Regions from separate parts of the Homo sapiens genome. Here region 1 is linked to region 2. A link is a loop called in an ENCODE intact Hi-C map of the cell type or tissue named here. Cell type or tissue: IMR-90. All regions are shown on one strand. Each heading gives the region's core, and the rest is flanking DNA. Links, peaks and the distances in the headings are about the cores only.

Region 1 (4,402 bases), core at 98-4,097, 170 kb after region 2:
GAATTAGAGGGCTGCAAGAGGGAAGCATGCAGATAAAACGGCACAGAGACAGGTTCAGATAAGAAGGATCCCATAAAAATTACTCAATTACCAAAATGAAATGATGGCTTCAAGGCTTCAGTGGGGAAAAACTCATTTCAGTTGATTCAGTTAAGACATTTAAAAGAAGACATTTCTCAAAAAAAAAAAAAAAAAAAAAAAAAAAGAAATGGCTGAAAGTTTTGTCACTTAAAGGGCAAATATTAATTTTTTAGAAAATTCATTTATTTAGAAACTTTCACTCCATGTTTATATTAGGTAAAGAGGGTCTAAATCATGTATGACTGTTTTTACCAATGACCAATTTTCATAAGTGGAAAATTATGTTTCAAATCTTTGCTTAGAGGAATATGCCTTTTTAGTCTACGTATGATATCCACTCCCAGCGATACAGCTCTTTTTCCTTGTCCTCATTTTGGCAATGAAGCTGGTCTTGCTGGAAGTGCAGTGGAAACCTCTGGGTCACACAAGCCAGGCAGCCCTCACTGTGACTTCGTCTTATGCAAGTCACATCACTTTACCTCCCTGGACCTTCGTTATCTCACCTGGAAAATAAGGGAGTGGCTTTTAATGTCCTTCTTTCATTAATGGCTGAAGCTTTTCCTGTGATTCCAGGGCATAATTTATTAAAAGGAGGAAAAATTGATATTGATTAGCATATATGAATAGATGTTTGATTATCAAGCACTTGATACCCGATTCCACATTTACCACTGGACTCCTTTGCCTTTTAGTACTAGGTTCCTCCTCTGTAAAACGTGAGGGTTGATTTAGGTAGATGGAATATATAAGGTTTATACTACATCAAAGACTGAATGGGTTTTAGTTAAATTCATGATTCTCTTTCTTTTTTGTTCTGTCCCCAAGAACCTCTCACTAGGACACTCACATCTGTTCTTGTCACCAGAGCCTCACTTTTTCCAGGACATCCCTTTTCCCCTCTACTGTTGCAGAACTTTCCCCTCAGTTTAGTTTAAACCAGGTTCTTGTCACACGACCAGGAAAGATTAGGCTTGAGACACATAGAGGGGTGAGGAACAGAACTTATTGGGCAAATAGTAAAACAAAAAAATAACACTCAGCAAAGTGAGAGAGAGTCCTGCTAGCAGGTTTCTCACCTTACAGATTGAATCCCAGTTCACCACCCAGGAACTGAAGAAGCCACAGGCTCCTCCCAACTGCAAATGGCGCAAACCTCCGGAGGCTCCACCCCGTCCTCCCAGTGTGCAGGTGGGCATTGTTCAGAGAACCAGTCGGGAAAGGGCGGGCTCCATCCGGGACCAGCAGTCTGTTTTTTCAGCCTTCAGGCTGTTTTAGGCTTGAAGATGGAATTTCGCTGGGGACCCTTGGCTGTCTCCTGTCTCTATCAATACCTCTTGCCTCCTCTCCCACTGTGATAAAGTCTTTGCACTGTGGGATGAGACACATGAGGCCTTATTCATTGTTGCATCTCCACCTTCCAGTCTGATGCTTGTTGAATGAATTAATGCAGATACCTCTTGTATACCTGACTCCCAGTGCCTCATCCTCCACTGGAGCGCCATCCTTGCATCACCTTTCTTACTCTGGTGAGGAGTCGTACTCTCAGCCCCTGTGGTTTGAGACCCCCACAACCACTTCTGGTATGAAGACAGACAGACACCCCTCATTCTCATTGTCAGACACTAGGCATTAGGAATCGGAATTTCAGCTCTTTTCCCATAGAAGCAATATTTAAAATTGTCACAGCTTTGGTATTTTAATATAAATACAGTGTGAGTTAGAACTTCGGTTGCCTGGCTAAGGAATCTAACCATTATTTACAACACAGTGTTGTTTCTTTGGAAATTTCTATTCTGGGTTCCAAGTGACTGACTTGCAAATAAACTTTGGTAAGACAGTCCATTTGTAGTTTGCGAATGGCCTTTAGGCCATATAGATAGAAAAGCATATTGGGATAAGCATGGATCTCAATGTGCATGAAATTTGCAGTGCCTCAAAGACAGATCTTTAGTGTATGACAAAAGACAGAGAGTATTCCCAAATAAGTCTTTGACTTTTCCCACAGACACCGATTTTCATGTTAAGAAAAACCTTTTCAGAACACATCTACAAGAGCAAGGTACAGTTGAATTTTATGAAAATTGAATTTGAACAAGGGCTTTATGATTGCAAACTTTGTCAATCCCCATGGTTTATAATTCCAAAAAAAAGTTTAAGTGTATCACTTTCATTTAAGCTGTCATCTGTGTTTTGATTTTCCATGGGGGTGTTCCTTTCATCTTGATAGCGCTTCACTGGGGAGATTGTTTGATTGCCAATAGACTGTTTCCTATTCTATCTTTATACTTTCCCTTTTCTGTGTCTTAAAGTCACCATCGTCATTTGCCTGGAGCACGACAGCATACTCCTAAGCCGTTCCTGTACTTCTGTCCTTGCCCTGCCCCGTGCCAGATTTGCATATGGAAGTCAAAGGGAGCTTTACAATGGGACCCATTTTTTTCCATGATAAAACCATCCAGTCACAATAAATTGACTTAGATTAAGATGTAAACTTCTTACCTGGGACTTGAAAAGCCCCAAATGATCTGGCCCTACTATCTTCTCTAATTCAGCATGAAGCACAACCTCCTTTTGACTCAGCATGTCCCAGCTAAACTGACTTTTTTTTATTGCTTGACCACCCAACATCCTTTCTTGCTAGAACTAATGCAATGGCTGTTTCTTCTGTTTGTTTGACTCTCAGAATCTTTCTTAGAATTAAAGTGTCCACGCAAAGTCCCCCTATTCAAAGAGTGCTTCTCTGACCAAATTATCTAATATAGTCTAATATTAAACATCACTTTCCTCTTTCTCCAATATAACAATGTTTTGTTATCCTCCTGGCATTCGTTACTATCTGAACCAATTTTATTTATGGGCTTAAGGTCTATCTCCCACTTTTGAATGTAAACTTTGAGACAGAGGACATTGTCTGATTTTCTTACCACCCTATACCTGGTGCTTAGAGGAGTGTCTGGCACTTTACAGAAACTCACATGTGTAAGTGAGTGCTTTGATAGATTACTGGCCTCTGTGCATTAGATACCAATAACACTCTTCTGATGTGACAATAAAAAGTACCACAAGACATCATCCCTGGTTGAGAAATATGATATACAGCAAGAACAAAACAATCCCATCAAAGAGTGGGCTAAGGACATTTGAATAGACAGTTCTTAAAAGAAGACATACAGATGGCCAAGAAACATATGGAAAAATGCTCAACATCACTAATTATCAGGGAAATGCAAATCAAAACCACGATATGATATCACACCACCTCACTCATGCAAGAACGGCCATAATAAAAAAAAATAGATGTTGGCATAGATGTGGTAAAAAGAGAACACTTTTACACTGTTGGGGAAAATGTGAACTAGTACAACCACTATGGAAAACTGTGGAAATTTCTTAAAGAACTAAAAGTAGATCTACCATTTGATCCAGAAATCCCACTCCTGGGCATCTACCCAGAGGAAAAGAAGTCATTATACAAAAAAGATACTTGCACACACATTTATAGCAGCACAATTTGCAATCAGGAAAATATGGAGCCAGTCCAAATGACTTCCATATGCAAATGCCCATCAATCAACAAATGGATAAAGCAAATGTGGCATATATATACCATGGAATACTACTCAGCTATAAAAAGGAATGAAATAATGGCATTCACAGCCATCTGAATGGAATTGGAGACCATTATTCTAAGTGAAGTAACTCAGGAGTGGAAAACCAAACATCGTATGTTCTCACTCAGAAGTGGGAGCTAAGCTGTGAGGACACAAAAGCCTAAGAATGATACAATGGACTTCGGGGACTCGGGGGAAAGGGTGGGAGGCAGGTGAGGGATAAAAGACTACACCTTGGGTACAGTGTACACTGCTCAGGTGATGGGTATACTAAAATCTCAGAAATTACCACCAAAGAACTTATTTATGTAACCAAACACCACCTGTTCCCCAAAAACCTATTGAAAGAAAAAGAAATAGTGATATAGAAGAAGAGTAAATCACAGTATTAGTATTTTAGAGTGGAAAGAGTAAAAATGATGCAAGGAATCCATTTTCACCATTTATAAGCTACATGGACCTGTGCTCTTGTTGCTTAATCTTTGAACCTTGGTTATGAGTTATTGTAAGGATTACATGAAGACCTTGCTTTCAGGACAGATCCTGCCTGTGGCCAGAGCTAGCCTCCCAATCCACCTGCTTCCCATTCATCCTCATTGTGTACCTTCACTGAGGGCTTGTACCAGAGCATTGTCATGTCCTGTGTAACACTGGGTTCTTTGAGATGCTCAGTATTTCTAGAATTTTGCTATATTGTTTTATTTCACTGT
Region 2 (4,402 bases), core at 266-4,265:
TTGTAATACCTAAAATTATACCAAATGGAAGACTACTTAAGCTATAAAACATCTTCTTTTAAAAATGCAAATGCCTGTGAGTACTAGTGTCAGTCACCAGTACCTGTGTGTATTGATTCAGATCGTGCTCCACTAATACCTAGCTGAAATCAGCTTCACTAAAGCAGTATTGTAGAGTGTCATGTGGCAGAGCACAGGGCATTGACAGTTTGAATGTAGGTTTTTCTTATTTTAAGCTGTCTCAACCTCAGTTCTCATGTTTATAAAGTCAGCTTTTAGGAGGAGGATCAAATGAAATGAAAGAGTGTGTGGTAACATTTTGAACTGTGATGTATCACACAAATATATCACTTTTATTCTTTCCTCGTGTAGCAGCAGCCCTGAGGTATTTAAGCAAACATTTCTGCATAGCCCAGAAAGGGCTTGTGGTGGTATGAGAACACTGAGCCAGGAACAGAGGAATGTCAGAGAGGTTTGGAAGGGAGGAGGATGGTTATGTCAAAAGGCCACTCTTCTCTTCTTGCCATCTAGTGAGGTGTTCAGGAAAGAGTTAGTGCTGAGAGTATAGGGAGAAGTAGTTTTCTGAAACAAAAATTGCATTTTTCTTTAATAAGTGAATGTGGGTGGTAAGAAGGGATATCAGAACTTCCAGGTACAGACCATCAAGGAAGGTGAAAACTAAAGTACAAGGATAGTTGTTCAGAATCTTCCCAAGATTCCAGAACCTTGATAACGTCTGCATAGGTTATCAGGTATCATGTTTGCTGCCTATTTCTTAATGAGTAACAGCGGGTTCTATAAAATGGGAGGTGGGTGCTTTGAAACAATAGGGAGTATCGGGGGAGGTATCTCTATCTTAGGTTAGGAAAAATCTCAAGAAATAAAATGGAAAGTTGTGAGAAAAACAGCTGACCTTCCGTTAAATCATGACCTGAGGTCTCATGATTTAACGGAAGAAAAAAACGGAAACAAAAAACAGGTCAACAGGACACTGCTCAGTATGGGCAAATAACCACTGAACCTTAAACAAGCAACTATTTAGTTACTTGATAGTTTCACCAAGAGATATTTGCTATTGAGCAATTTAATGGGAGTAACCATATACCAGACTCTTAATTTACTATGCTGGTTCTCCTATTTCCAGGACCTAAACTCACTTTATATTATTAATTAGCCATATTGTGAATCCAACAAGACGTTTTTGACTTCTCTTGGAATCAAACTGATGTTTGTCACACTTTTATGAGGTACCTGTTCCAAATTCTATATAAACCGCTTGTACTTATAGATACATTTTTAGTAAATAAGAATATTCAGTTTCCTTAAGCTTAGGCTTTTAAGTTGTAGCGTTTGAAAGTCCTATAAGTATTTAATATCACATTTAGAAAGAAAGTGTGTTTTCCCTGTCATGTGAATATGGAAACTTCACTTACAGAATTGCGGCAGGATTACTAAACTTAATGTTTACTCTTTTAACTTTTTAAGTTATCTTTTTAGCTTTACTTCGATGTTATGAATCAGTTTTGAAGGATCAAGTGACATTTTCTTAACAATAAAGAAGAAAGCCTCCTTGTGCAGACTTTAAATCAGGAGTGAAATAGCATAGAAACATGTTCAGAAATAATGTCTTCATTAATCTCAACCAAAACCATGTTACAATTGAAATACACATGTTTATACAATACTTAACTACAAACAGACCAGAAAGACTACAAAATAATATGATTTGAGATTATTCTAATAGCCTAACAATCTTAAATATGCATATACTTGTGTAAAAGTTGAAGAATCTCATAGTTCTTAATTGATAACAGGGATAGAAGTTGATTTTCTAGACTGCTGGCTAAGTGTGGCCACTGTATACCAGTTCAAAATGAACCCATTGTGGTAAAATGACGTGTTCTAAATAGTTCGCCTTTTAAATGGGAATTTTACAGAGCTCTTGGTTGACTTACTTGGAAATGGAAGTACCTAGTGTTAAGACTGAGGAACCTGGGACTACAATTGAGAAGAGAGGGTTCAGAGGGAGCCTGCTAACTGTCCTCAACTATTTGAGTGATCATAGAAAAGGTATAAATTCATTCCCTATTGCTCTAAGAAATCGGGCCAGTGGTGTTTCAAGAAAATCTTTTTCAGCTGAATATAATGAACAGCTTCTCAATGAAGCACATGCTGCTTTCTAACACAGGAGCTCATCTTAGTCACTGAGACCGAGTATATAAGCAAGAGTGGGGCAGACATCTGCCAGGAATTCCTCTTTTAGTTTTGCAGTTTGATTAGAGACTTCTAAAGGCCAACTGTCAGCCTCTGAGGCATGCATTTCAGTCTGGAAATACAGGATTGGCCTACATAGTCCGTTGTGATACAGTGTTGTTTGCTGACCTCACATCCGTTGTCCCCTTTCTCCCTCCGGTTGTGTTCAGATTCTCTCTCCCTTCAACTTGAAGCCCATATGGTTCAGTGCATGTGACTACTCACCTGCAAGGGTGACCCTGGGTGGCCCTTCGTCTGTTACTAATATTTGGTTCCCTGTGACAGTGATTACTTTGGGAATGGTCGTGTGATTCAGTTTGTGCCAAATATGTTCAAAGAGAGATTTGCTGAGTCCTTCTGGGAAAGATCGTTTCATCTTGTGGGAGAAATTTTCTCCGAATTTTATTTTGTTGTTATGAAGTTTAGATCCATGGCTGCCATCTAGCTTCCAACAAGAGAAGAAATTCAGGTTCCGGTAATCTAAGGAACATGGCGTCAGAGCCAATGGGTTGAGTCAACTCTCAAGACCCTCCTAACTTGGAACCTCCAATTACACGGGCCATGTATTGCCTTACATTTACGCCTGTTTCCATTGCGTTTTTCTGTGACTCACAGATTACGGATTGTCGTTGGTTACCCTGTTAGAGAAGCTTAGGCTCTATTTTTTGGGCTCCTCTTTATTTCCATTTGATTAGGACATATTTGTCCTAACCTCTTTCAGTTCTATACGTCATTAATTGGAAAGTTTTCAGATTGTTGTTCACATTTCTGCCAAATTATTTAGCTCCTTTCTTTCAGAAGTTTTTGAATTGTCAATGAAAGAATTACACATCTTAAAATCTGGAGGGGTAAAAATGCATATTCCAGTTGTTTGGTTTGCATGGCTTAGATTTACTAGGCAAGATTAACTTGGAATTTTTCCATTTGGTGCGAATTATATCTTTTTATTTTAAAGTCTTTGTTATCCTTGATTGTTGATTGGGTTTTTTTTTTCTGGAAGAAATAATTAATGCTATTTAACACATCTATTAAGATGTGTTTGTCATAAACGCTCATTATTTCTATTATTCATTACTTCAAAAATTATGTATTGAGAGCCAATATTCTAGTGACTGGGAAATCAGAAGGAGTTCTGTCTTTAGCCTTTTTAGATACTTAAAGTATAAGTGGTTACGTCAATGCGTGGTCTTACAGAGTAACATAGAGGCCATTTTTCCAATGGATTTCTTTAAAATTGTAGCGTTCCTCCTTTTTATTTTAAGAACTTGGAAGAAACATTTGACACTAACCTCAAAATGTCGCTTCAACTGGGTGCAATCCTATTTACATCAAGAAACTGGAGACTATATTTAAAGCAAACAAATATAAAAAAGAAAAACCTTGGGCAGTTTAAGAAGTTTCTCAGAACTCAGAGTGAAGTATAATAATCTTTTAAGTTATTATCCAATGGCATGAGATCATAATGTGGTTAATACTCCAGCTTCCCCTTAGCTGTGAAGAAGTTTTGCAATTATCAGTTTTCCCAAAATTATCTCAAAAAATAATGAAGCCCTTGACCTGACATATGACTCTTTTCTTCTGACTCTTTACCCAAGTTATAAAGAAGTGTCTAGGTGCCCCTGGTGTAGCAAGTAAAGCCTGGAGACTCCCAGGGAGCCCTGGGCCCCTAAATGGGGCAGACTGGGGATATTTCTTGTTCACCGAGGAAGTGGGGTTGCTTACGCTTGGACACTGAAAACACATCTGTGATATATTCAATGTACTTCATGTCCAAGCAATATAAAGACAGTGGTCCTTTACATTGTGACATTGAAATCACAATCACTCCTTTCTGAAGTGGCTACATGGCTGTCAAAATCAGGGTTCTTTAAACAAGCTTCAGAACATGCCACTCTTCCCTAACAAGACAGAATAATTTGGTATATTTAGGAAGATTGGAGGTTAAGCGAGTGAGATTCCCGGAGGATTTGTAAGAACACTGTAGAAGTGTTGGGGGTGGGGGAGATAAATGTGATGAGTTAGAAAAATAAGTAATTTGCAGATTTAGTGTGCTGATGATTTAAAAAGTGCTGTAATGAATGTTACAATAAGACAAGCAACAAAGAATAATGTGATAGACAATGATACAATAATGTTTGGGGAGGCTCCA

The links. Hi-C counts contacts between places; a loop is a spot of excess contacts. Peaks named below come from ENCODE experiments on the same cell type or tissue, not always from the same donor. Only the 100,000 strongest peaks of a DNase experiment are listed, where the experiment ranks them.
Region 1: it touches region 2 in a loop (2.8-fold over the local background); 2 of 110 quality-filtered maps call a loop at or near these places.

Annotation. Positions count from the first base shown.
Region 1 is chr2:204,861,747-204,866,148 of GRCh38, forward strand. All of the region lies in intron 2 of PARD3B (par-3 family cell polarity regulator beta), which reads left to right. Among named protein-coding and RNA genes, the nearest start is that of PARD3B, 320 kb to the left of the region's middle. In IMR-90, for the core only: no CTCF peak of the experiment used is centred there; a DNase peak (open chromatin) is centred at 1,835; H3K27ac peaks cover 248 bases.
Region 2 is chr2:204,695,314-204,699,715 of GRCh38, forward strand. The region is part of intron 2 of PARD3B (par-3 family cell polarity regulator beta); the gene reads left to right. Among named protein-coding and RNA genes, the nearest start is that of PARD3B, 150 kb to the left of the region's middle. RefSeq lists an enhancer at 2,305-3,504. In IMR-90, for the core only: no CTCF peak of the experiment used is centred there; no DNase peak of the experiment used is centred there.